3 separate regions of the Mus musculus genome follow, and regions 1 and 2 are each linked to region 3. The links are chromatin loops, found by intact Hi-C in ENCODE. Cell type or tissue: left cerebral cortex. All regions are shown on one strand. Each heading gives the region's core, and the rest is flanking DNA. Links, peaks and the distances in the headings are about the cores only.

Evidence for each region. A loop is a pair of places that touch in the nucleus more often than their neighbours do. Peaks named below come from ENCODE experiments on the same cell type or tissue, not always from the same donor. Only the 100,000 strongest peaks of a DNase experiment are listed, where the experiment ranks them.
Region 1: a loop joins it to region 3, with 4 times the contacts of the local background. A loop is called at or near these places in 5 of 42 quality-filtered maps.
Region 2: it touches region 3 in a loop (3-fold over the local background); 6 of 42 quality-filtered maps call a loop at or near these places.

What each region holds. Positions count from the first base shown.
Region 1 is chr2:136,053,164-136,061,597 of GRCm38, reverse strand. It overlaps Lamp5 (lysosomal-associated membrane protein family, member 5), which reads right to left and starts at 3,850. Exons shown (of 6, transcript NM_029530.3): 1 at 3,222-3,850; 2 at 2,480-2,652; 3 at 1,972-2,103; 4 at 1,743-1,848; 5 at 572-760. The coding sequence starts at 3,285. In left cerebral cortex, for the core only: no CTCF peak of the experiment used is centred there; DNase peaks (open chromatin) are centred at 2,622, 3,068, 3,404, 3,620 and 2 more places; H3K4me3 peaks cover 4,339 bases; H3K27ac peaks cover 3,195 bases.
Region 2 is chr2:136,104,816-136,113,249 of GRCm38, reverse strand. The region is part of intron 4 of Pak7 (p21 (RAC1) activated kinase 7); the gene reads left to right. Among named protein-coding and RNA genes, the nearest start is that of Gm14218, 28 kb to the left of the region's middle. In left cerebral cortex, for the core only: a CTCF peak has its summit at 4,404; DNase peaks (open chromatin) are centred at 3,359, 3,676, 4,379, 5,550 and 1 more place; H3K27ac peaks cover 4,010 bases.
Region 3 is chr2:135,998,718-136,007,151 of GRCm38, reverse strand. Plcb4 (phospholipase C, beta 4) reads right to left here. Exons shown (of 39, transcript NM_001355153.1): 33 at 8,400-8,434; 34 at 6,843-7,018; 35 at 4,492-4,593. Among named protein-coding and RNA genes, the nearest start is that of Lamp5, 55 kb to the left of the region's middle. In left cerebral cortex, for the core only: CTCF peaks have their summits at 4,878 (motif pointing left) and 7,480; DNase peaks (open chromatin) are centred at 677, 4,890, 6,008 and 6,916; H3K27ac peaks cover 581 bases.

The DNA.
Region 1 (8,434 bases), core at 155-8,154, 55 kb before region 3:
GAGTGAGTGGGAGTGAGAGGGGGAGAGAGAAGAAAGAGAGAAGGAGGAGGAAGATGAGAAGGAGGAGCTGCACAAGAGAATCTGCCCCTCCTTTTTTTTTTCAGGGAAATTTTACCTTCTGAATTCTCAAATGCTTTGGGAGAAATTACTCAAGGATGGTGGACTCTCAGTTAGAGGTGAGAGCAAGCTTTGTGGAGGTAAAGCAGGATAGCTTGGGAAATGGTAGGTCCGTCAGATGATCCTCCAATCTGAACAGTTAAATAATTCATTGCATTCGCTCGGTAATCCCCAACCCCATGGAAAGTACAAATAAAGAAATTAGAATCTGCCTATGAGAATCAGAATATCAAATTGCCTTTAAATAATTTCTCCTATACAAGTGAGTAAGAGAATAAAGAGGCAAAGGGTTGGGACAGGGATGGGTATTTCAGAAACCTTATAACGTCTACATCTTGTGAAAACTGCTGAGAAGAAACAAAGGTAACACCATCCCGGGAGGGAGGCCAGTAAGCCCCTCTTTTCAGCCCTCTTTAAATCCTCCTTTCCCTTTCCTACCGCCAGCCTAACCTACCTTCACTGAAGACAAAGTCAGAGATGATATCAAAGGGCTGGATGTGCACTGCGGACAGGATCATGGTGACAGTCTTCTGAGGGTCACTGGAGGCCAGAGAAATGGTCTGCTGAGCCTGACACTCATAGGACATCCCAGCTGGGGTGACCAAGGCAGAGAGGTGATGAGAGCTGGCGATGTACTTATTAACTGCGGGAGAAGCAAGGCAGCAGTTAGGATGGATGCATACTCATTGCTGCTAACTTAGGCAGAGCTCTCTGCTTAGCTCAGAACCTATGCCTCCTATTGGTGCTGCAATCCCAGGACTGGAGCTCCAAGAAAGATAGGACCAAGTTCTTCACTGTCCCTGAGCCTATCTCATTAGATATTAGTTTGGAATTCCATTGTGGAAGCACTGTGCTGCCTGAAAACAGGACCCTTTGACTAAGGCCTCCATCAGTGGTTCCAAAAACACACCAATGACCTAGGTCTCCATGGTTCCCATCCCATGTTTTCTCTTCTTCTGGCTCAAGTTTGCTGTTCTTTTAGAATCAATCGCAGGGACTAAGTGATGGAAGGTCTCTCTGCAAGTGACACAGTGAATTTTGCTTTTGTTTTAAAAAATACATTTAAATATATCTCTGGTCTTTAATAATGCTCACAGATAGGAAGGAACATTGTTATTTCAGGTGTGGGTATTTTGGGTGTTCTCTCTGGGATGGTTTTAGAAGGCCTGAGTGAGAATGGGCAGGAAACGCTAATGAATTAAGATACAAAACCTGCCCTGTGGTGGTTGCAATTAAAACTCCAGAGCTACACCCCTGTGCACAGGGTGAAGCTGCAGGCCACCCAAGCCTGTCACAGTGTCCGCTTGCATTTCTGAGGATTTGCTTGTTTTATTTAATACAGGAGAGCAGATCAATCTGCGATGCAGAAAAAAAAAAACATAATAGCGAAACTCATTGGAGCCTCTTCTAGAGAAAATTCATATTTCAGCTTGAGTCTGAAGGATCTTTGATCTAGGCTTTCCTGAGAACACACAGAGGTTCTCCTGCCTCTTTGACCCTGGAGAGCAAGCAGTCCCAGGTTTGCCTATCCTCAGAACAAAAATCCCAGAGTTGCTTCCAAGATCCAGAGACAGGATGAGTGTTTCTGGTTTGCTCTTGCTCCTGTGACCCCCTGAACTACTCACCCTTCACAGGGGCTTTAAAGTGAGTCTTCTCCGAGGAATCATAGACAAAATGCACCTTGTTCAGATTCCAAGTCGCCTCTGGTCCTTTGGAAGTGTTGTGACTTTCCTGCCAAGATGGGGAGGGTCCTGTGAACCCCTCTAATTGCTTTAAGATGGGCAACCCCTGAGGCCACTGTGCGCACACCCATGCGGGACTTCACCATCCCTCTACCTCCCCGCATCGAATTACCTTTACAAAGAGCATTCTGAGTGTGTAGGCGTGATCTACCCAGAACACCTCCAGCTCCGACTCGTTGTGGCCACAGTGGCCCTTCACCTCAGCTCCCCGGGTCAAGGAGATCTCAGCCTGTTCTGTGATCAGCTGGGAACACACACGCCCCGCGCCCCCTCAGCGCGCCGGGCCCTGGCGCGGACCGGGAAGGGATGCGCGTCCAAACTCTAGCTTGCAGGTTTGGGCGCTCCTGTGCCCGCGCGCTCCGGGGTCCAGGAACATGCGGGTAGACTCTTACGTGCACACCCCTCCAGGAGGGGAGCAGAGAGGGGGGTTTACTTTTAAAGCAGGCAGGGCGAGCAGAAGGCGTTGCAAGCCGGAACCCCCATGCAGCATTCGGGAACAGCCTGCGGGGGGTTTGGGGGGGAAGAGGCGGGCGACTGAGGTCTTGGCAGGGCCTGGAGGGAGGGTGCCCTTCGGCCCTGCCGCCCCTAGGAGCAAGCTGGGGAGGAAAAAGATTCCTTACATCCACATAATTGCTGGCCCACACATCATAAGGTACAATAAATTTGGCTGCAAACTCTGCCATGAGACACGTCGTCCCATTTTCCCGCACCACAAATATGTCTTTCTCGGGGTTCGTGGAAAGGCCCGAAAGATTTTCCACTTCTTGTTCTGCCACGGTTTGGACCATTACATCTGCGGAACAAGGAAAGCAATTTCATTGCTCTCGGGCTCAACTAGCCCTCTGCTTTAGGACACCTGAGCTGGTTCTCTGCAGGCTTTGGAGAGGCAAAGTTCCCTGCTCGAAGCAGTGTGCTCCGCAAGCCATTTCTCTAGTCTACCGCCACCAAACTCATATTTACTGCTGATAATTTATAATGAAAACAGAAGCTAAAATAAAATTAAATTCTTATTTGCAATACGACTAGGCTTTAACACACACACTTACACACATACACACATACACACAGACACCCTGGGGGTTTAGGGAGCGCGGTTAAAGCTAAATCTTTCTTGGCAGTGCTATGCCCCACCATCACAGCCATGAGTTCGGCGTGTCTAGCGCTCTGTCTGGGAGATGCCATACAGGTGTGTGGCTCTCTGGGAGTTCTCTGATATGGATGGGTCATAACACTCACCAGCCCCAAATAACCACAAGCATAAAGACCTAGTACAACAGAGTGAAATCAGAGGGCTTTATTCGGTGTATTAGATTCTCTGCTGCAGAGTGCATTCAGTACCCCTGGTCCCCAGACGCTACTCACGGAAGAACATTAGGAGAATCCGAAGTCTGTCTCCACCAAGAAGGGTTCTTACTCGGAGATCCATGCTGTTGCCGCGAACCAGGCAGATGTGTTTCTGCTGCAAAGGCCGCCCCGGGAGGAAATCCCTCAAAGTGGCCGGTAGAGTGAGCTAAGGGAGGGGGCGGACTGGGAGGAGGGAGCGCGCGGGATAGTCGCGTGCTGCACTGGGTGCTATGGCTCTCCCGCCGCACACTGCAGAGGAAGCACCCAGGATGCAGGAGCTGTCCACGCTGAGAGTTCTGGAAATAACGAGGTTGTGTTTCAGGACTTGTAATTTGGCTTGTCTAGAAGGCCAATGGGATTGGGGTGGTGTGGGGGAGGAAATTTCTCCCTGGGTCTGTATACTGCTCTGCAATGGTATCTGCAAAGATGACTCTGTCCTAGGAAACTTAATGCCACCCTCGGACTTGCTAAACCCTCCCACCAGGTACAGCCAGTATGTACTGTAGATATAACACCACCGGAGCTCCGAATTCTGCTCTTGAAACAAACCAATAGATTTGTTTCAGATTGTTCATTCTTTGGAGAAGGAAGGTAGGCAGGAACAGAGAAGGAAAATGCTATGGCAACAGTTTCCGGCTTTCAGAGACATCTGTACCCACTCAAGAGCTGCTGAGTATAAGGTTAAAATGATATCTCCTCAAAGGGGGTGGGGGGGTCCAGGCCATGCCGCATATCCTTTGGGACCCAGTGACCAGTGAGATCTATCTCTGAGGGCATGTGGCCTGAGCTAGCCCCATGCAGTAAGCTGTGATCACTCTGTTAAGAGGGTTGCAAATAAACCTAAATCTTGGGAGCAGACAGGGTTATCTGGGGTCTCATAGGACAGAAATTTTAGAACTATGGTGTAAGTAAAGACCTATAGTTATGTAATGAAAACAGGCTGGTATTACGCTAAAGCTTCTGGGGAGCAGAAAGACAAACATCGCTAGATAATTCCTGTATTTGCATTTTGGTAGTTCGCTGATTTTTTTCTTTTTAATTCTTGCTCTAATAAATCAGAATGAACCTTTTTTGGGGGAATAGTCATGGTGCTCTAATTAATTGTAATGATGTCCAAATATTTCTTTTATTAGAGAATATTGCACTAGGTCAATAAATAATAATCGCCTTAAACATAATGACATAGCCAATGTCGTGTTAAAGGACAAACTGCAAAGCATTTTACCTATGTTGTCAGTTTGAATCTCTCCATGACTTTAGAAGCTGAGCAAATGAAAATAGAGGTTATTGTTATTGTTATACCTCCCCCAAAGTGAGACATTGAGAAATTCAATGACCTTCCCAAAGTCATATGGCCAGTTTGAATTAAAATAGAAAAAAAATCACGTGTTTTACATTTACAAGGATCGTAATCATTTCTCTTTATATAACACTTTCATTCTAAAACTTAGCATATTATGACCGCCACTACAATTTTTTATTAAATGATAAATGAACTGAAACCTAAAAATATTAATAATTCACACTTTTACATCTATAAAGTGCCAATTTAAGAACTGATATGCTCTAACATAGTATTTGCTTCAAATTGCCAATATAATTCTGTGTATTTAATTTTTCAAAAAAATCCTTCTATCAAAAATTAGATCAATAGCAACTCAAATTGTAAAGTATTACAATTAATACTTGTAGCACTATATTAATTAATACTGAAGCACTATATCTTTTGATATATATCTGCATTTTGGAATTTCATCAAAAATGGCAACAATCTTGTGAAAGTGATTATATATACAAAATGGAGGCAAATTGTTATTCATATAATTTCAATTCTTATTACATATATAAAACATATATCATCTGTTAACAATTATGAAACACTTATTTTTTCTGAGATACTGTAAGACTTATAAAGCAAGAACACATTCATCCTTGTTTTTATTTGTCTTCCTGTCTGTCTGTCTGTCTGTCTGTCTGTCTGTCTCTCTTTGTGTCTTTCTACCTGTGTCTCTCTCTCTCTGTGTGATGTAGGATTACAACCTTCTGCAGGATGTAATTTCTCTTATTTAAAAATATTGCTGTAATATTTAAGGCAGTGTTTCTCAACCTTTTTAAATACTGTGACCCTTTAATACAGTTACTCACGTTGTGGTGACCCCCAACTATACAATTATTTTTGTTGTTTCTTCATGGCTGTAATTTTGCCACGGGTATGAATCATAATATAAATAGCTGGGTTTTCTGTTTGTGTCAGGTGATCCCTGTGAAAGGATTATCTGACCCTAAAAGGGGTCCTGACCCACAGGTTGAGAACCACTGATTTAAAGGATGTGTGGTTAGGTCAGTTAAGTCACTGAATTTAAAAATATTCAAAATCAAATACAGAATGAAGCCATCCATAAACTTTAACTGAGTACCAACCACTTGTATTGAATATAGTGAAATAAACAATAGCATTATAGAAGCAGAAGAATTGCCTGTCAAAGACTATAGTGCTTCCCTTCATGGTGCATTATTGCAGATATCATAACCTTATGAGATGATGAAAGATCAACTAAATTCATTCATGATGGTCGGTTTTCATAAGAACAGTAGATGGGAAGTAGTCTTGACCAATGATTTTAACTGTTCACCATGATTTGTATAATGGCAGTTCTTTGACAGTTATTTCTTTCCATTCCTTTCCATTCCTGATAGAAATGATTCTTTGTTGACACCAAAGAGTATTTGAGCAAGTTGAAAGGGAAAAATGGGAGGAGCAGAACAATCAATACTCTCTCTCTCTCTCTCTCTCTCTCTCTCTCTCTCTCTCTCTGTGTGTGTGTGTGTGTGTGTGTCTGTGTGTGTGTATGCATGCATGCGCACATGCACACTTACTCTTAAATAGAGTTTACATGTATATCTCTTAAGTCATTCAACTTATCACCAATGACTCCTTGGAATAATAACTAGATTATTAAATCTGCAACTTGCATCTATATTTAATTTAACAACTGTCTAATCATCGTGAAGAAGATATAGTTAGGTCTTTACAGTAAACAAAAAAGTGATGACAGAGAATTTAGCAATAAACCATACTCGGAGATATAGACAAATGTGGCTGGAAAGATGGCTCAGTGGTTAAGAGTGTTGGCTGCCCTTCTAGAGGACCCAGTTCAATTACCAGCACAAACATCTATGACTCCTCCTGTCCCAAGGAACAGGGTGCCATTTTCTAGCCTTCATGGTACATACATGGTGAGCATACCTTCATGCAGACAAAACACCTATACACATAAATAAAGATAATAACCAAGGTTTCCAGAAAGAATTTAATCCATTGCTCAAACCTGGAGTGTGGGAAAGGCAGGATAAATGCTGTAAATGTGTATACTTGTGTAGATGAGGAAGAGGAGGATGGTTTGACAATAGCTACTGATGGTCAACACTGAATGCCAGGTCTGACTCACACAGTAGCCTTATGATTTCCAGTAGATCCTAAGGGTCCTTCGATGGTCTCACTCCATCCATGTACTCTCCCATTGCATTAGTTTTTGTGACTAATCATACTATTTGATGATGGCATTATCATACAAGGGGTGGAAATGCCTTATTTAGAACTTCCAGCTTGGGTGGGAGAAAGTAGGATTACATGTGAAAATATGGTGCTTTGTGTACTGTATGCCTTCTGTATTGTTTCTCTGAGAAATTGTGCTCACTCATATGCAAAACAATGACATCTACAAAACTTGTTCCAAATAAATTTAAACTTTTCACTTTGATGCCTCTCTATAACTGACTTTTGTAGAACAGAGACAAAATTATGAAAATCAGGAAACATTGCTTATTAGGAAATCATGCCCACATGCTTAACAAAGAAAAGGTTGGGCTTTGTTCCAGCTGAAATTTGTGTATTGAGGTTTCTATCCACCTTACAGGGAAGTATAAAAATGATACTGCTGTACAACACAAGTCCCAGGCCAGCCAAGTGCACAGAGAGGCACATCATGAATCATAGAAGCAGAATAATTCAACTACACTAAACTAGACTCACACACTTAGCCAGAAATGCTGTCATCAGAACCTTTCTTTTGTTTAGCTCATTACAGAGCAAACATCTCATTACATCAATCATTACAGACCTCAAATCCTTTCTAGAATAGAAGACAACTGGAGATAAGAACTGAAGTATAAGTTTTCATTTGAATATTCTGTGCTTATGCTGTCAAACGCCATGGTACATAGAGAGAATCTGGAAATTGAGATTGGATTTTTGATGCACTCAGCCTGCCTGCACTTTCTGTGATTGCCTTTATCCTACTATTTCTTTCGCCCCTCCTACATGTATTTCTTCAAGAGCTGTTTCTACAATAAGATTAATCAGCGAAAGAAACAACCAGAATAATGGCTCTTTCATTGGCCATGTTTCTAGCGGGCCCCAAAGAAATGTCATGTATGAATTAATTTCAAACAAATGCCTTCACCATGGAGGGTTGAAGAGACCAAGAGCAGGCAAACCCTAGTAGTGAACTAGAACAGAAATAATTTCCATCTTTGTAAGTAACAGTCATAGGATAAGTGTTCTGGCTGGGTTTTAGTTAACTAGGTGGGGTTTCGTGTACCACTGTCTCCAGTGTGCAAGGTCTTAGGCCATAGAGCACAGCTAACTTTTTCTTAGGAACAAGGGAAACTTTAAAATATTGGGCAAATTTAAAACAAGAGTTTCAGGAGGTTGGTGTTTTTATCCTTTAAGATGTCTCTCCAAGAAATAACTACACTATGGATAAGTAAGATTAGACAATCTGAGATTCATTTAAATTAATTTGTTACCTGACTTATGGGATAATTTAATTGCTTAAAACCTCTTTTAGGAGGTGCTGGTTTCTAGCCAGTCTCCAGCCAGTCTCTAGGCAACCTGGTCATTTTAGTTACTGTTTTAATTGTCTATCTGAAATTATTTTCTTATTACCTTAAAGCTAGGATAGGGTCAATAGTGGCATTTAGGAAAAAGAGTGAGAGCACAAATGAGAGCCTTTTGTGCCCTGGTAGAAACCCTTTAAGCGCAGCATCTGGGGGTCCTGAGTAGCTCACTCCACTTTCCAGGCAGTCCATGTTTGGGACCTTTCCTATGACTGCACTTGTGAAAATGTCGCAAGCTGTTCTAGAACCAGCAATAACAAAGGCTGAAAGGAGGAAGACTACACTTTTAGGAAGGTGACAGAAAGCCTCAGAAAACACTAGTTGTTCATGAT
Region 2 (8,434 bases), core at 374-8,373, 110 kb before region 3:
AAAATGTAGGGTAACAGCAACAAAAATCCCACTCTACTTTTCTTGTTAGCATGAAAAGAATAAAAATTCATTGACATTGTCATCTATTCTCTCCTTTTAAATCTTGTTGCCTGAAGCTGAGCAGATGAAACCTTGAGGTGGGAAAGGAAAGGCAAACAAATTATGGCACCACTCTCATCAAAGAATTACAGAGAGTAGCAAGAAGAGAGAAAGCATGCTTCCCACTCTCCCTGGAAGACATGTCCACCATACAGTGACCTAGTAGGAGATACCACCATGTTATATTTAACATTGTTCTCCAGGGACCAGACAGATAGATAGATGTTGGCTTATGTGTCTTGGTGCTCCGAGAACACCGTGGGGTAAAGCCACTGAGAAATTCCTGACACAGTGACAATTCAGTGTTTCACCAGGCCCTTGCAGCGCATGCCAGATATACATGTTGATTAGTTAACACTCACAGCAAAATTTCTCGCCCCCATTGTAAGTTACAGAATAGATCCCTATTCTGTAGGGATCACACTAGCCACCTGCTCATTCAGTTCAGGAACTTACTGCGGTCCAGATCTTTTGTTTTTAATCCATGGCATGGCTGGCCCACAACAGGGACAGATTCTGAAAGTATCAAACCTACAGTTGGCTTTTGTGAACTCTTTCTAGCTCTAATGTAATGATGTTGCATCAGAAATTATTTCAATACCTGCTTGTATCATCATCTTTCACTGAGAGGCAGGGTTTCTCAACCTTGACACTGTTCATGTTTTAGAACTGGTGATTCTATTCCGGTGTGCCTGAGCATATAACAGCCTCCCTGTACCCTTCCTTATTAGGTGTCAAGGGTTCCCACTCTTAACCCATAATAATTAAAATTATCTACAGTAACAAAATGTATCAACCTTTGCCATGGACAAGGCCATACAAAATCAGATAGCTCCAGAGGAGCCTCTACAGCTACCTTTGATCAAACACTTTGAGCAGTTAGGGACTAAGTTTGGGGAGGAAAACCTGTTCAAGTTTTGAGTCATAAAACTGCCATTTACTTACCAGGTGACTGTGTAACTGTGACTCCTCTTTAACCATAAAAGGAAGATAATGACAGTCCCTACCTCATCATGTCATCTTAGGGTTAAATGAATTCATGTCAGAACAGCCTACTTACTCAAACCTGTAGCTGAAATGCCAGTCTCTATGTTGGCATACAGAGAGTGGCTATAGAGGGCCATTGTGTTCTAAGAACAATGAGAAGCCTTTTGCAGATATTTCCAATTTAGTCTTTGGAAGTCCAGAAAAATACAGGCTTCTTTTTTGGGCAGTGGAGGAAGCTGAAACTCCAGAATGCTGTCTTTATGGGCTCCCCCAAGTATATTAACTCAGTGCTGAGTTGGGGTGCAAAGCTACATCCCTCTGACTTCCAGAACATTGGTATTTTCCTAGAGGGAAGCAGAGGAGCAGGGAAGTGGCTGTACTGTGTGGCTTTCCATTTAGGACACACTGCTGGATGCCCTCGCCTTGCTGCTGAAATTCATGTGCAGAGGGAGGCTCTTTGTGCTGTCTGTTTATAGTATGCCCCAGATATGACTTCTAGTCGTTTAGAAATATACATCATGGATAAATACTGAAACCACAGCTGCATAAAAAGGCTTGGATGGGAAGATCCATAGATTCTTTCTATGAATTCATCCTGCCTTGGATAATTGCCTTGTTTGAATTTCTTAATGATAAAATGTTGTCATCTAATATAGAAACTTTCAAAGCCTAGATTTTTTAAAAACTATTTATTTATTTATTTATTTATTATATGCGTATGAATACACTGTATCTGTCTTCAGACACATCAGAAGAAAGCATCAGATCACATTGTAGATGACTGTGAGCCACCATGTGGTTGCTGGGATCGAACTCAGGACCTTTGGAAGAGCAGCCAGTGCTCTTAACCACTGAGCCATCTCTCCAGCCCAAGGCCTAGAGTTTTATTACAAGGTATATGAGATTGTCTGTGCCTCAATTTTGTACTTTGAGCTTGTAATGAGAATTAAATAAGATTAATAAACATCAAGGAGTCAGTACATGGCAAATAGCATTAACCCTTATTCATGGTGATACTTCTGCTTAGAAAACATGCTACCATCTCTAATAAAGCTGGTCCGATAAATATCCTCACTGTATGTAATCTTTTACATGTTTTTAGACCATAGAAATAAATTCTATAATCCTACCTAGTTCATCTTTATAGACTTCCCCATGTGTAAGTACTGTCCTCATTTTAGAGATATGGGTCATAGAAGGCCAATGTACTGAGTAAATACCTCACTACCATAAAAGTCTTAATGAGCAACGTGAGAACTCTAATTGCATCACACAATATTTAATCCTCTAGATTCAAAGTGTAATTCTCAGATTCTTCATGGAAGCTAGGAGCTAAGTGCACATTATGTGATCAGTTTACCACACCGTTTTCTATACGCAGAGCAACAAGAGAGTCTGATGCTGTAGTTCTTGGTGTCTCAAACAGAAGGCATGTTAAGGTGGTCATGATTTCTCTAGAGCAATAGGTGCATAGAGAAGTGTGCAAGCTTACTTGGAACTTCCTCTGGAGTCACTAGAGGAGTCCTTTTCACTGTTTGGCTGGCCATTTGCTTTCTCAGGGAGGAAAAGTCACAATGACTTATGTTCCCAGCCTTCAGGAATCACTTGTTCAATGGCTTGCTGTTATTGGCGGCACTGGCATGCTCAGACTCAAGCAGTAAAAAAGCATCAGCTCTTGCTCTGCTTTTTCTCTTTTGCTTTTTTTCCGGTGGACCATCATCTAGGAACCCATTAAAAGCCTGATTCTTAGTGTAATGCCGGGGCTGCTGAAGCCTGGAAACGTCACCAAAAGATGTTAGGAAAGAAATTTTTTAAAAAAGAATATTAATGACTTCATATAACAATGGATGTTATTGTCTTAATCTTTGTTTCCGTTATATACATGTCCCTGTGTGGTCCTCACTCAGGCATGCAAAGCATGCAAAAGATAATGTCATGCTATCTTTAACATCTGCCCCACAGGTATAACTGTAGATACACCTTATACTATACATGAGCATACGCCTTCCTGGGAATGCTCTTCTTCCTGGGAATGATTTAAAACTAAGTCATATTTTGGTCACTATGAGTAGTTCTTTCTTCTAGTAAATTAAAAGGCAAAAGGAATTTAGCCTGGTGTTGCTCATCCCTAATTTTCCCAGAACCCTGAAATGCATCAACACATATTCAGAAGCAAAGAGACAATCCTCACTGACTCCAAGTCCCTGCACATTCTTTCAGGCACTGGGGCAGAGTGTCTGTTGTTGGATGGAGGATACTTCCTTTGAGCTAGGAAAAACAATTATGGGGATAATTACACATGCCAATTCAGAGGTAGGAGAAAAGCCAGATATAGTGTGCTCGAGTCTGCTCATCACGGACTTAGTCATTTCTTCCTAAAAGTACTCTCTCGCCATTTGCAGAGGTCAGTAGCAACTTATCTGAACATCCATAGTGCGTACTTATCATTTGTTTAGTAAGTCAGGAAAGACTTGATTCTTCAGGCTCCTTGTTATGAGATGTAGATCCCTATAGGCCTAAATGAAATTCCAACTCAAGGGTTTGGGGAAAATTCCTGGCAGCTTGCTCAATGCACTGAATAGTTTCCTACTGCACAAGGTCTCCAAAAGCACACAGAATCCAACCTACCTCCCAGACCCCCTACCTCAGCAGCATAAGGAGATGCTCCTTGCTTTGAGGGTCACAAACTACTCATTGGCAGCATTTGCCTTTTTTATCAAAGTTGAACATCAGCTCCTAGCATGCGCTATGTACCCCTGTCACACAGCCAGCATAAATGTGCCACATCTACTACGAAACTAATTGCCCCCTCTTGTAAATGAAAGTAAGTATCAGGAAGGAAATTCACCACATCAATAAAAAGGTTTTGCTTTTGGCAGAAGCAACAGTAACTACTTTATTAAGGTTCAACAGGAGGTTCCTTCATACCCTGCAAAGAGACAGACTGGAGCTCAGAGGACAGCAAACAGCTGCTGGGGAAAGCAAGAAAGAAGGCCCATCAGCCTTGGGCAGAGCAGGAGAGCTTGCCTGAGAGCAAGCAGGAATCGCATCAGTGCTGTTTCCTGACCGAAAAAGGAGAGAAACTGGTTTGCAAAGCACAACAGGAGGGCCACCAGAATGAATGAGTTGTCTTTTCCTAATTACCATTCCCTAAAATGTCTCTGCAGGGGAAAAAAAACCACCAGTGATGCTCCCTGGCTCTCTTGCGGATGCTCTTTTTTTCCTCTCCCAACACCAAGGCTGGTCCTGTTAACATTTTCCTTTCAGTCCAGAAAAATTTAAGATGTACTTTCCAAGCTCAGACAATAGAGGGCTGTGATTCGCTTTTATCTCACTCTGATTTATGTAGAGCGAGCAACACCCAGTCTGCCTTTCTCTCCTTTTTTTTTTTCTTTCTTTTTTTGAGATGAGCAATCTCTTTGTTTCATTGTGTTCCAAAAAGGTGTATTGGAGCATCACTACTGAGCCCTGGAAGCAGCTGTCTCCCTTCCCTGTAATCTCCATCCTTCACGGAACATTCCTTGGTCCCATTCTGTAGGAGAGATGCACAGCCCAGCCATTGCACACACCACCTTCCAGCACCAGCCAGCCACAGCCAGCCACAGCCTCCCTGATGTCAGTGCAGGGGCTCCTGGTGACAAAGGGATACTGCAGCATGATTTTTTTCCCCCTTCTGTTCTTTCTCCCACCCTCTACCTTTTTTTTCCAGCCTTGGCATAAAATGGTCAAATGATGTTCTACTGCAGAATTCAATTTCACAGTTCAGTTAGGTCCTTGATTACACTGCCAAATTCAGATTAATGTGCATTTAACTAACATGGATCAGGGGAATTCTGGCTGACAGCCAGCTGTAATCGGGGCAATTGATAGCGGTGAGGAGTTTTATGCCCTGTCCACTGCAGTGCACCACTGCTGAAATTGATTGATTAAATGAATTCATTGCTATAATTACTTATAATGTTGATACATCACAAGCCTGTACCTAACCCTATCCTTGGAGACAGTGCACTTATTGTAGAAGGGCATTCTGGCTGAACTGTTAACTGGGGAATTATTTATTCTCACATAATAAGTCCCCGCCCCCCCCCCCACACACACACACACACACTGCACATCTTGACTAGAGACAGGAAAAGGCGCATTTCTTTAAGAATTCATTTATGTGGTATGCTAAAAAATCTCAGGAAACTAAAAACCAAGTGTATGTTATTAACCACCCCAAAAGAAAGAGCTCCTTGTTCATCTGTCTGTATTTTTAAAGATTCCTGCAGAGAGAATTTCCTCTCCAAATGTAGCTGATGTGCAACAATCATTAGTGGTCTCCTTGCACTGCAGCTAACTGGTTTGGCAGCCTGGGGTGATAATTTGCAAAACAATTGATCTAGCTGTCTTTTATTGCATTGGGCCATATGGGAATCCCCTTTAGAGTCTGTGGGAGGGAAGTCATTCCTGTAGACTTACTTGTTCACAAAGCACACAGGACTGCTTTCCCTGGAGGAATGGGGACAGTCTTTGTGGTGTCTCTGTTGTTTGCTCTCCTATGTAAAGGCTTTCTGCCCCTGCTCAGCGCTTGCACGCTGAGGACTCTGGGGGGAAACTGGCATACACACCTCCTTTGGGAATGGTTTCGAGTATGGGTTCTGGGAGATGCAATGGTTCCCTTAGTAATTACAATCCCTTTCAATAGCCTAACTCAACTGCAACGTGCTTTTACTAAATTATTAGTTTCTATATCCCTTCACAAATACAAATACTAGAGACAGGCTTGCTCATGGAAACTCCATAGCTTTTCCTTTTTCTTCTGGAATATGTCTCTAAATTACATAAGAAAAGATTTCATAGTTTACATTTGACTTCCCTGCATGAATGCATGCATGTAAGAATGTACATAGGCTGATTCATCTGTGATTCAATAAAACCCCCAAATATAGACTACCATCAGAAAGACAAGTTAGAGGAATGATGACAGAAATCAAGAGTGGGTACGAGGGGGAGGCGGTCACACTGCAGAAAAGCAACTAGGCTTCCCTTTGTAAAAGACCATATAGATGTAAGCTGGGTATCATTGGCACCAAATACAAAGTTGGTTTCAGCCAAAGCATACTGAAAATAATGAGTTTTATACATAGATGATCAATTCATTTTTCTGACACAACCAAATATATATATATATATATATATATATATATATATATAAATTACTCTTCAAATATATATATATTTATACACATATACATATATATAAAACTATATATATTTGAAGAGTAATCTAAGCCAACACTGTTAAAAACCAAAATATAACCCTAGTGTTTCTCTTCTCCCATAGGCCTTATCCTTCATTATTTTCTGGTCAAATTCTTATTTTGTTCCAGACAACTCAGATGTGTAAGGTCACAAATAAACACCAGGACACCCCTTATCTCTGCTATCATCGGTTCACACGATACCCTCCTCTGTCTACTCCCAATCCTCCATCATTGAAGCCAGTTTCAGTGAACTTAAGCAGGACCCAAGTGACAAATGATTCAAAGAAGACTGACACTGTCATTCTTCTGTCTTAGTAGCTTAAAGTCCTTTTCTCTAACCTACTTCAACCTACTATGCCTTGGTAGTCTTATAAAATAAAATAGGGCTTATTGTTTAATGTGAGGTCGAAATACCATGATGTGCATTGAGTCCTCGGAATAGACCTTGCTACATGGAAAGCCCTCAATAAATACTATCATTAGGACTTCTTTTTTCCCTGAAAGAACAGACTTTTAATAGAGTAATCCCTTAGGGAAGGAGCCCAATTTTGGCCCCAGGAAAATGTCAGAGCATTTTAATCACAAGAAAGAGTCCTAGCTTTAATTACACAGATCAGATAGATGACAAGGAATGGTGGGAATGTCTGTCACAGCAGGCAAGAAATGAGATCTGGGTGCCAATGTGCTAATGGCCCAGGACATCCAGAAACCTCCTTCTGTGAATATGGGATGAACCTTAGCAGAATCAGCATGTCCTGTGATTCCCATGGGCATAGAGGGCCATTGGCCTAGGTGATATGCAAAATATATTATGTTTCCAAGCCTCAATTTTATTGAAAACAAAATAAAATTAAAAAGAATGAGATCTTTTCCATAGCCATGAGCCTGTAACATGCTCCATCAATGCAGTTGCTTAAGATCAAAGTGATGTTCGTTCTTCTTGAGTTTCATGAGTTTCACAAATTGTATCTTATATCTTGGGTATTCTACATATCTGGGCTAATATCCACTTATCAGTGAGTACATATCATGCGAGTTCTTTTGTGATTGGGTTACCTCACTCAGGATGATGCCCTCCAGGTCCATCCATTTGCCTAAGAATTTCATAAATTCATTCTTTTTAATAGCTGAGTAGTACTCCATTGTGTAAATGTACCACAAATGTAAATGAAGAAATTACCTAATTAAAAAAAAAAGATCAAAGTGATGGCTGCAGTTCAGTGACCCCATGGCCCCAGGGGGACCACTCCTGCACTTCTTTTTTTTTTCCATTTTTTATTAGGTATTTAGCTCATTTACATTTCCAATGCTATACCAAAAGTCCCCCATACCCACCCACCCCCACTCCCCTACACACCCACTCCCCCTTTTTGGCCCTGGCTTTCCCCTGTACTGGGGCATACAAAGTTTACGTGTCCAATGGGCCTCTCTTTCCAGTGATGGCCGATTAGGCCATCTTTTGATACATATGCAGCTAGAGTCAAGAGCTCCGGGGTACTGGTTAGTTCATAATGTTGTTCCACCTATAGGGTTGCAGATCCCTTTAGCTCCTTGGGTACTTTCTCTAGCTCCTCCATTGGGAGCCCTGTGATCCATCCATTAGCTGACTGTGAGCATCCACTTCTGTGTTTGCTAGGCCCTGGCATAGTCTCACAAGAGACAGCTACATCTGGGTCCTTTTGATAAAATCTTGCTAGTATATGCAATGGTGTCAGCGTTTGGATGCTGATTATGGGGTGGATCCCTGGATATGGCAGTCTCTACATGGTCCATCCTTTCATCTCAGCTCCAAACTTTGTCCCTGTAACTCCTTCCATGGGTGTTTTGTTCCCAATTCTAAGGAGGGGCATAGTGTCCACACTTCAGTCTTCATTCTTCTTGAGTTTCATGTGTTTAGCAAATTGTACCTTATATCTTGGGAATCCTAGGTTTGGGGCTAATATCCACTTATCAGTGAGTACCTATTGTGTGAGTTCCTTTGTGAATGTGTTACCTCACTCAGGATGATGCCCTCCAGGTCCATCCATTTGACTAGGAATTTCATAAATTCATTCTTTTTAATAGCTGAGTAGTACTCCATTGTGTAGATGTACCACATTTTC
Region 3 (8,434 bases), core at 338-8,337:
CTCAGATTAACCAATACTTATGTTTCTTTATAATTTCCCGTTCTTGTGAATGTGTGTTTACCTGTGTGAGTTTATTTCCACCACGCATGTGCAGGAGCCCCAAGAAGACAGAAGGTGTTGAAGCCTCTGGTACTGGAGTTATAGATTGAGATTTTGTACTGCTAAGTGCGGGCCCCCAAGTCCTGAAGTCTGTATGTAGTCCCTGTGACCAAGTCATTTCTGATTGATAAGTAAAGATGCCAACAGCCAATAGCTGGGTAGAAGAGACATAGGTGGGGTTTAGGTTTCCCAGGGCTTGGGGTCTGAGGAGAACCAGAAAGGGAAGAAGAGGAGTTCGGGAGGAGGAAGGAGAAGCCAGGATGGCTTAGGAGTCAAGAGAACCTGAGCTTGTGGGCTGGCCAATTGGAGTTAAGAGCAGCCCAGATGAAACATAGCAAGTAGTACTCGGGGTTATTGATAGGAAAGTAGATCCTAACAGTATGGAGGGTAGATGTCTGCCCAGCTCTTGTGTTGTTGCAGGCTTATTGTAAATATAAAGCTGTGTGTGTGTCTTTCATCCAGGAACTTAAATAGCAACGGCGGGGGCTGGGATTAAATACTTTCTCCAACAGTGACAGGCGGTTGTGACCTGCCAAGTGGGCGCTGGGAAGTAAACTGAGGTTCTCTGCAAGAACAGTAGGCACCCTTAACCACAGAGCCATCTGTCCAGTCCCTGCTCTCCTATTTTTAAAGACAGAATTTTATACATAAAATTTAAACTTCCTCTGTACTCCTTCACATTCTATTTTCCCTTCTTCCTCTCCTTGGAGGAAGTCCCGAGGCTGACAGAGGCTTACTTAGCCATATCTTAATATTTTTAACCAAAATGGATGTATCCACAGGAAATACAACTAAGTGTTCTCAAATTTTCCTGTGTCACAGACAGACTGCTGTGCTCCAAACCTAAGAGCCTGACTCAGTGCGGCTGAGAGGGCCTGGGCATCAGCATTTCTAATGGGATCCCACAAAGCACTGTTAAAATCAGTCGGCACGCTAAAATCATTTTGTGTGTTTTCAGGACTTAGGATATTTTGGGTATATTTCCTTCAGAAACTCAAGCTCCAAGACTTGCTTGCTGGTAGGATATAGACAACTTCATCTTCGTCCTATGGCTTTATCTTCACCCCACGGCTTCCTCCCCTATGTTAGTTCGGAGGTTTTTCATGACTACACAACAGAACTGGGTGAACTCCTGCAGTAATGGTGTCCGCTTAGGCTTCTCCGTTTGTGCTCACGGCATGTGCAGTTTTCGTTTTCTCTTTTAGACTAGTATTTTCTTTTTCTTCTTTGAAAATGTATACACGTAACATTCTAAATTTCCTACTGCCTTCCTCCAGCTTCCCCCAAGGCCTGCCCTCCATGTTCATGTCTTCTTTTGTTCTTATTATCACCATTAATAGCCCCCAAATCCAATTAGTGCTGACTGCATTCACATGGATGCAGGGCTGTCCACAGGGATGTGTGTATTTTCCGAAGCAATTCTCCATTCTATGCATAGTTTCAGATTTACCATTAGCATTACAGCTGCTTTGAAAGTGATTTGCCTCTGTTTATTTTCACTTTTCATCCCAAATATCACTAATTCATGTTTCTTTTCTCTTCTTGATCATTCTTGCTGACAATCTACTGAGTGAGTCACTAGGGGTTTTTTTTGTTTGTTTGTTTTTCATTTTTAGATAAGCTATTACTTTTCTGCATGCTTTCTCTTGCTTTTTTTTTTTCTCTCCTACTTTAGCACTTTGTGCATTCTGTTATTTATTTTGACCTGGGATCTTGATGTTCACTTTGGTTTCTCCATTCTTTGAGCGTTCAGATCATTAATTTTCACATCTTTTAAGAAATACCCATGATTTTCATGTAAAAGTCGCTATAATTTCTGTCCATGATAAACAGTGTCTGCATTTTAATTTTATATATAAATACCGTATAATTTCTGTTTAAAAGAATAGTTTTTTAGTTTCTATTGGTCTTGCTAAGTCCTATAATAAGTCTTTAGCCTTAGTCCTCAGCAGTGTGATAAAGCCAAAGCCACACTATATATAATATGCTACTGTATAGGTAAGTGGCTTTTTGGCAGAGAGGCTGTTGTTGTTGTTGTTATTATTATTATTATTATAGAAACAGCAATTTGTTATTATTATTATTACTATTACTATTATTATTATTATTATTATTATTATTATTATTATAGAAACAGCAATTTGTTGATGCTTTAGAACCATGTAATGATGGATACAAAATTTCAGTCAATACATACAAATCAAAATAAAGATAATATTTTTTGTGTGTAGCCCTGGATGTGTTGGAACTCACACTGTAGACCAGGCTGGTCTCAAACCCAGAGATCCTCCTGCCTCTGCCTCCCGAATTCTGGCATTAAAGGCGTGCACCCCCAACACCTGGCTACTTCAAAAGCCTAGCTGATGGTATTAGTGGTACTTTAAAGTTTAGGGTGATTTGAAAGCTGAGATGAGTGGCCGGTCCCCCCATCCCAGAGCTCAATATTCTGAGACAGGAGGAGCTTAATGAGTTCCAGGGTAGCCTTAAAAATGTAGGGAAGCATTGCATGTAAAAAAAAAAAAATAAGGAAAAGGAAAAGGAAAGCTTGTACTCAGCTGAACCTGGTCCACTCTGTAACACATTTGATAAAACACAATCAATGACTACTTAGCAGTCTGGTCTTCATGCTGACTGTTATATCTCACTTTGTACAGGCTAAAGGAGTTCAAAGTTAACACCAGAGTCTAAGAAAATCAAACAAAAATAATTTGTATTTATTATGTTTTGGATATTTGAGATTTCCGGGTAGAAGATGTATTTCCATGTATACAAGACTCTCAAACGAAGATCCTTATCTGGGAAAATGTCCAGAAATTGGCACCTTTGAAAAGTGAACAAGCACCAAAGAGATGCTACAATACCAGCCTACAAATAATTGCTTGAACAGATGACTAATGTCCTCCCCTGAACCTTCTTACTGGGAGGCACAGATGGCACTCCACAATGATTGAGAAATATCTTGGCCAAACAGTTAAAATAAAAAAGCAATTTGTCTCCAGGTCAAAATCACTGTGGCGAACTAGTGAGATGGCTCAAGGGATAAAGGAACTTAAAACCAACCTGACAACCTGAGTTTGATCCCTGGGTCCCACAGGAGAGCACCAACTCCTGCAAGCTGTCATCTGACCTACATATGAGCACCCTGTGTGATTGTGGCAGCTCCTGTATGCTCTCCCCTCCCCCACATCACAAATACAAACACTCACATAAAGTAAATAAATACATATAATAATAAATAGATTACTGTGGAATGCTACTTCCCATTGAGGGGTGGAGCTATTATGTTTAAAAGGCATTTTATAAAACTTTACCATAAAAGATGTATTAACTAGTTGGATGCTTTATATTTTGCCATATCTTGATTTATTATTACCTAGCACCATTTAAGAACTGAAAAGAATAAATACAACCGAGGCAGTCCTGCCTAAAACGTCAGTATCCACTGAGCATCTCAGAAGGCCAGGAATCTGGAGATGAAGCCCAGAAGATCCCATCTTTGGGCTGCAGAGTCTTCTAGCAGCCCATGTTTCATGGAGTGATGCATCAGTCTGACATTCTAAACTCACTTTACTCTTTGGTCCCCAAGAGCTAATCTGAATTCTGTGTTTTGTAGAGCAGAAACCAGTCTTTCAGTGGACCTGGACGTTATTAGATACCATTTCTTTGTGAGCAGGAGCCCAGATAGCCATTGTTCTCCTCAGCTCTGCCTGGTCTTCTATTTGTAGAATAGATGGCTTTGGGTCTTTAGAGATGGATCATGATGGGTGACTATTATCTGTGGTCACTGGCAATGCCCCCTTGTCAGCAGCATGGCTGCTGCTCTGTCTCAGGTTCCCTTCACCAGCTGTGGTAAAGCCCAACCATAGCCTTACCACAGCAGGTCTGGTTCCACCCCATCTTGTCTTCCCTGGATTCCTGCCTCAGTTTCTTCTAGAAAGCCCACCTAACTGAGAACAAACGAGAAAAAAATCTATGTGGAAACTTTACAGATAGTTCCTATTGACAAAGGCAGCAAATCAAGGTGGGAGGAAGCCTTCCTGATATTCAGACCCATCTCACCCAGGACGCGCTGACACTGGAGCAGGAGAGAAGTTTGCAGACCGATGGGAGGAGAAATGCTAAAGAATTATATGAAATTATATCAATTATTGTCAGGTTTGTACATATGTTGTGTGAATGCAAATACATTTTACCAGTGACAGTTATCAGGAAAACATCAGAAACTACTCTATTATTGCAGTAATAATTGACTTCCATAGAAACTGTACTAACAGGACTCTTCGAACACCACAGTATTAATATCTCAGATCTATGCCGAGTTCACATAACCAAATGTTGCTGACACTGGTTCCCAGTAAACTAGACAGTCCCAGCAAGCACCCTCACACTTACCTTTCCCGTTCTGCCTTGTTCTTGATAGATTTATCTTGACTGATGGCCTTGCTATTTTCCATAGAAATCTTAGCCTGATGGGCTCTCATCTCCTTGCTTTCCCTGTGAAATAGAAATAAAAGTAAATAAATGTAGAGGCATACAGAGGAGAGTTAGAATCCAGAGAGACTACCGTTGAAGGTCAGTGAGCGGTCAGATGGAGTTCTGATATATGCTAAGAGGGTATAGCAATGCGAATGTATGGCTCTTTGTGCCACACTCCTAAAGGGTGCCTTTATGATTTATAACACGAAAGATAAAAACCTCAATACAATACATAACCGTAGGACTAGGTTCACATTCTTTACACAACTGACAGGCTCAGGTGAATGGAGATGGCTGAGGAAGGTAGTGCCATCTAGTGGAAGCATGCATCATGGTCGGTGATCAGATGCTGTATTTGCTCAAAAACAAAACCAACCAACAAAAAAAGCACAGGTGTCCAGCTTCACCATGAACTGTCTGGGACCCAGCAGTGACAGGATGGGAGCGACAGGATGCTATAACTTTCACAAGTGACCTTCCTGCTGACAAACAACCCATAGACACGAGTGGAGCTATGTAGTTTCAAGTAAGTACAGGAAGTAGACCTGTATGTATTTCAGGTGACTAATGATTGTGTAAGTGCACAGGTATGTATAATGGACATGTCTATCTTTGATTCACTCTTGTAGACAATAAAGGCACATAGTTTGGAATATTTAAATGATGCAATTACAAATAATTTTAACTTATAGTCATCCCCTTATGTCTTTGCCTGCAATGTACAGGCGAGGAGGCTGGTTACCTAAGTCCAGTGGTTTACTCTACATCAAGAGAGATGGGCAATGCTAAAATGAAGCTTTAGCCAGCCACCTTACATCTCATCAGCAGGACACTGAGAAAAACGCTGGACCCAAAGCAACCACTCTCAGAGTTTCCCATGATTTCTTTGTAAAGTGATCGATCTGCCCCCTACCCTTCCTTTGTTTCCTTCAAGCAAGAACACTTACGAATGCCCACTGTATGAATGACAAGCATTTGGTAAAAGCAATACGAATTAGCAAGCAAAACAGACACCATCTAACAGGCAGGGGAAAAAAACCCCGAGTCCCACTCTCACTCCGAGAGTTGCTCTTAGCACAGACTTACTTAGAAAGACAAATTAGCAGCTGGGTTTGTGGTTTTCAAAAAGGACTTCCTAAGCAATGAAAAATTACATTTAAAATTTTTTTTTCAAAAAATATCTAAGTTTGAGACTCATGATTTTTCTTCATGCAGTTACTAAAGTGATGGCCAGGAAGTGCCCCAGACTCTAACACATTTTGGAATAATGGCAGGGGGTTCCTCCAAGCTGACATTGCAGCATTGCCCAAAGGCAGGATGGGATGCTGCCTAGACTCGTTGTATAGCACATATCCAATCAAAAGCAGTCTTGACGAAAAAGGAATACGAGCTCTTACACTGAATATGTAAACGAAGTACTTAGGACTTCACAGAGTACAGAACATTTCTTGACGGAACCAGATCATGCCAGACACTGTTCACTTGCCTCACACAAGCACTGGGACCTAAGGCACCACTCTATTTTCTCACAGCAGGATGTCTCACCTAAAGCAAGGCTGGGAACTTTCATATACTACCATATAACTTATGCAGTTGCCATTTTAAAAATGATCATTTTTCTCTATTGGTAAAAAAGTGTTTGTTTTGCCCTGTCCTGTGTAAACCAGCATCATACCATAACTGTGGCATACAGCAGATCCTTAATAGGGAAAAAGCACGCTGCTAGCAAACTGGGATGGAAAGATACAGTCAGCAGACATGCTCTTCTACGCAGGGAGGAGTCCGCTCAGTCCCGGCAGTATTTCTAACACAATATGCCTAACAACATACAGAAAGGAGGAGGCTCTCTAATGCATTGCCACTGTGAGATGAGAGTCATCCTAGGAGCTCCACCGGCCAGGCTTTCTCCCCATGCCTCATATTCCTAGAGGATTCAGGTCCTTTCTACTTCCAGCCATAACTTACTGTTGATCCTCAAAACACTTAGAAGAGGAAGACCATATTTTAATATGGATTATAGCAACTTGCAATCTTAGCTAACTTTACTTGATTGTAGTACCTTCTTAACACCTATAAGTCACTGTTGGCAGAGGCTACTTCTTACAAATCAGCTTGCTCACACTAAGTATGCGAAATACGTCAAGTTGATTTTTGCTTGTTTTGTGTACACACACACACACACACACACACACACACACACACACACACACGCACCAGTCATTTGAAGACACAAAGATCTATAGCAGTATGGCATCTGGCCCTCCCACCTGTCATGGGAGAGTTTCAGCTGCTGGGTCTGCTGCTCATGAGCATTGATGAGCAGCTTTCTCAGCAGCTCACACTGCTGGCTCAGGTGCAGATCCCGGATTTCCTGCTCCTCCGCACTGTGAGTGTTGATCATTTCTGACCACTCCTTTGTGTGCTGGGCCACAATCTCTTTGACCTGTTTCAGAAAAAAATGGGATGGGGTCATCTGGAATCTCTTGAGTCAGGTATGCGCTGAAAGCATGACTATGTATGCAGGCCAGATCACAATTTATATTGTGAATCAATGGACATTCACAAGCCACACAAAAATAATACACACTAGTCACTACTGTACCGAGCTAAATCACCACTCTGGCTGTTAAGTAGCTTACGTCGGCCCGGTATTTCACTGCCTGTCTTATACTCTGGTGTGTCTTGATCTTGGTCAGTTTCAGCATATTTCTCTTTATCATCTCATGCTTTTCCAGCTCCATTTCTGTCAGTCCACAGGTCTGAACAGAGAGCAGAGCGCTCTCTTATGCCTAGGCTCTGGCTTACTCCATCACCCTCAATAGACACTAGGGTAGGAAGACCTCTCCTTCTCATGACCACACTTTGTGCAAAGTTGTGGCTTTGCAGTTCTCTAGTCAACAGCTAGAGGCTGCTTCTCCAGCTCCTGAAATCTGACTCTCTGACTTGCTCTAGCCAATGAGATAGTGGCAAATATGTCCAAAGCAGAGGTCTTTCCCCTATTCTATGGGGGTTGCCCTTTAAATGAGACCGGACTGTCCTGCTGGAGGTGGAGGTCATTCAAGAAACACAAGCATTTTGCAGAGTGAGGATAGCAACCCCAGCTAACTGTAGATGCTTGAGTGTGCCCCCACAAAGTCAGGGTCATCACCCATCTGAATATGGCTCAGATGTGTGGCCCATAGAATAATGAGCTAATCAATGAGAGTTGTTTAAAGGCATTAAGTTTTGGCAGCGTAGCACACAGCCAAAGCAAACTGAGACCATCGCCAAGGTTTCCGTGTTATAGGAGGAAAGTATATAAAACACAAGGCAATAGTGCATGAAGCACTAATTCTCATATCCCTGGGTGTACGGTTCCTGCCACACCAAAGATAAAACACAAAGGAGAAATCCATTTTAAACAGCATGACATCCAGGCCTCACAAAGATGCAGTAAGATGTAAGTGTGTACTCCGCCCGCAGTCTGGCTGTTCCTGTGTCATGTTTGATGTTACCTCCCTAGGAAGGTATGTTCTGTACATTCACTGTTTCCTTGCCTCTTGGCTCACCGGCTCACCGTTTTACTTCATGCATCAGGGTCATCAAACAACATAAATGTCATTAGTTTTTTTTCTACACACAAGACAAAAAGACTTCCGTGAAGTGGCTCTTCTCAAAGACAGTAAACCTGAGGCAAACACAAACCTCCGACCCTGTCCTAGCAGTCCAACTCTCTCCTATTGTTTCTGATCAGATCAATCCAGATCAATCCAGAGTTGCCCCTTCTAAAATAAACTATAAAGTATCCTTTACAAGTCACCATGCAAAAACCGGGGTTTTCTTACCTTAGATTTGTGATCCGTTGTCAGGGTCTGAATTT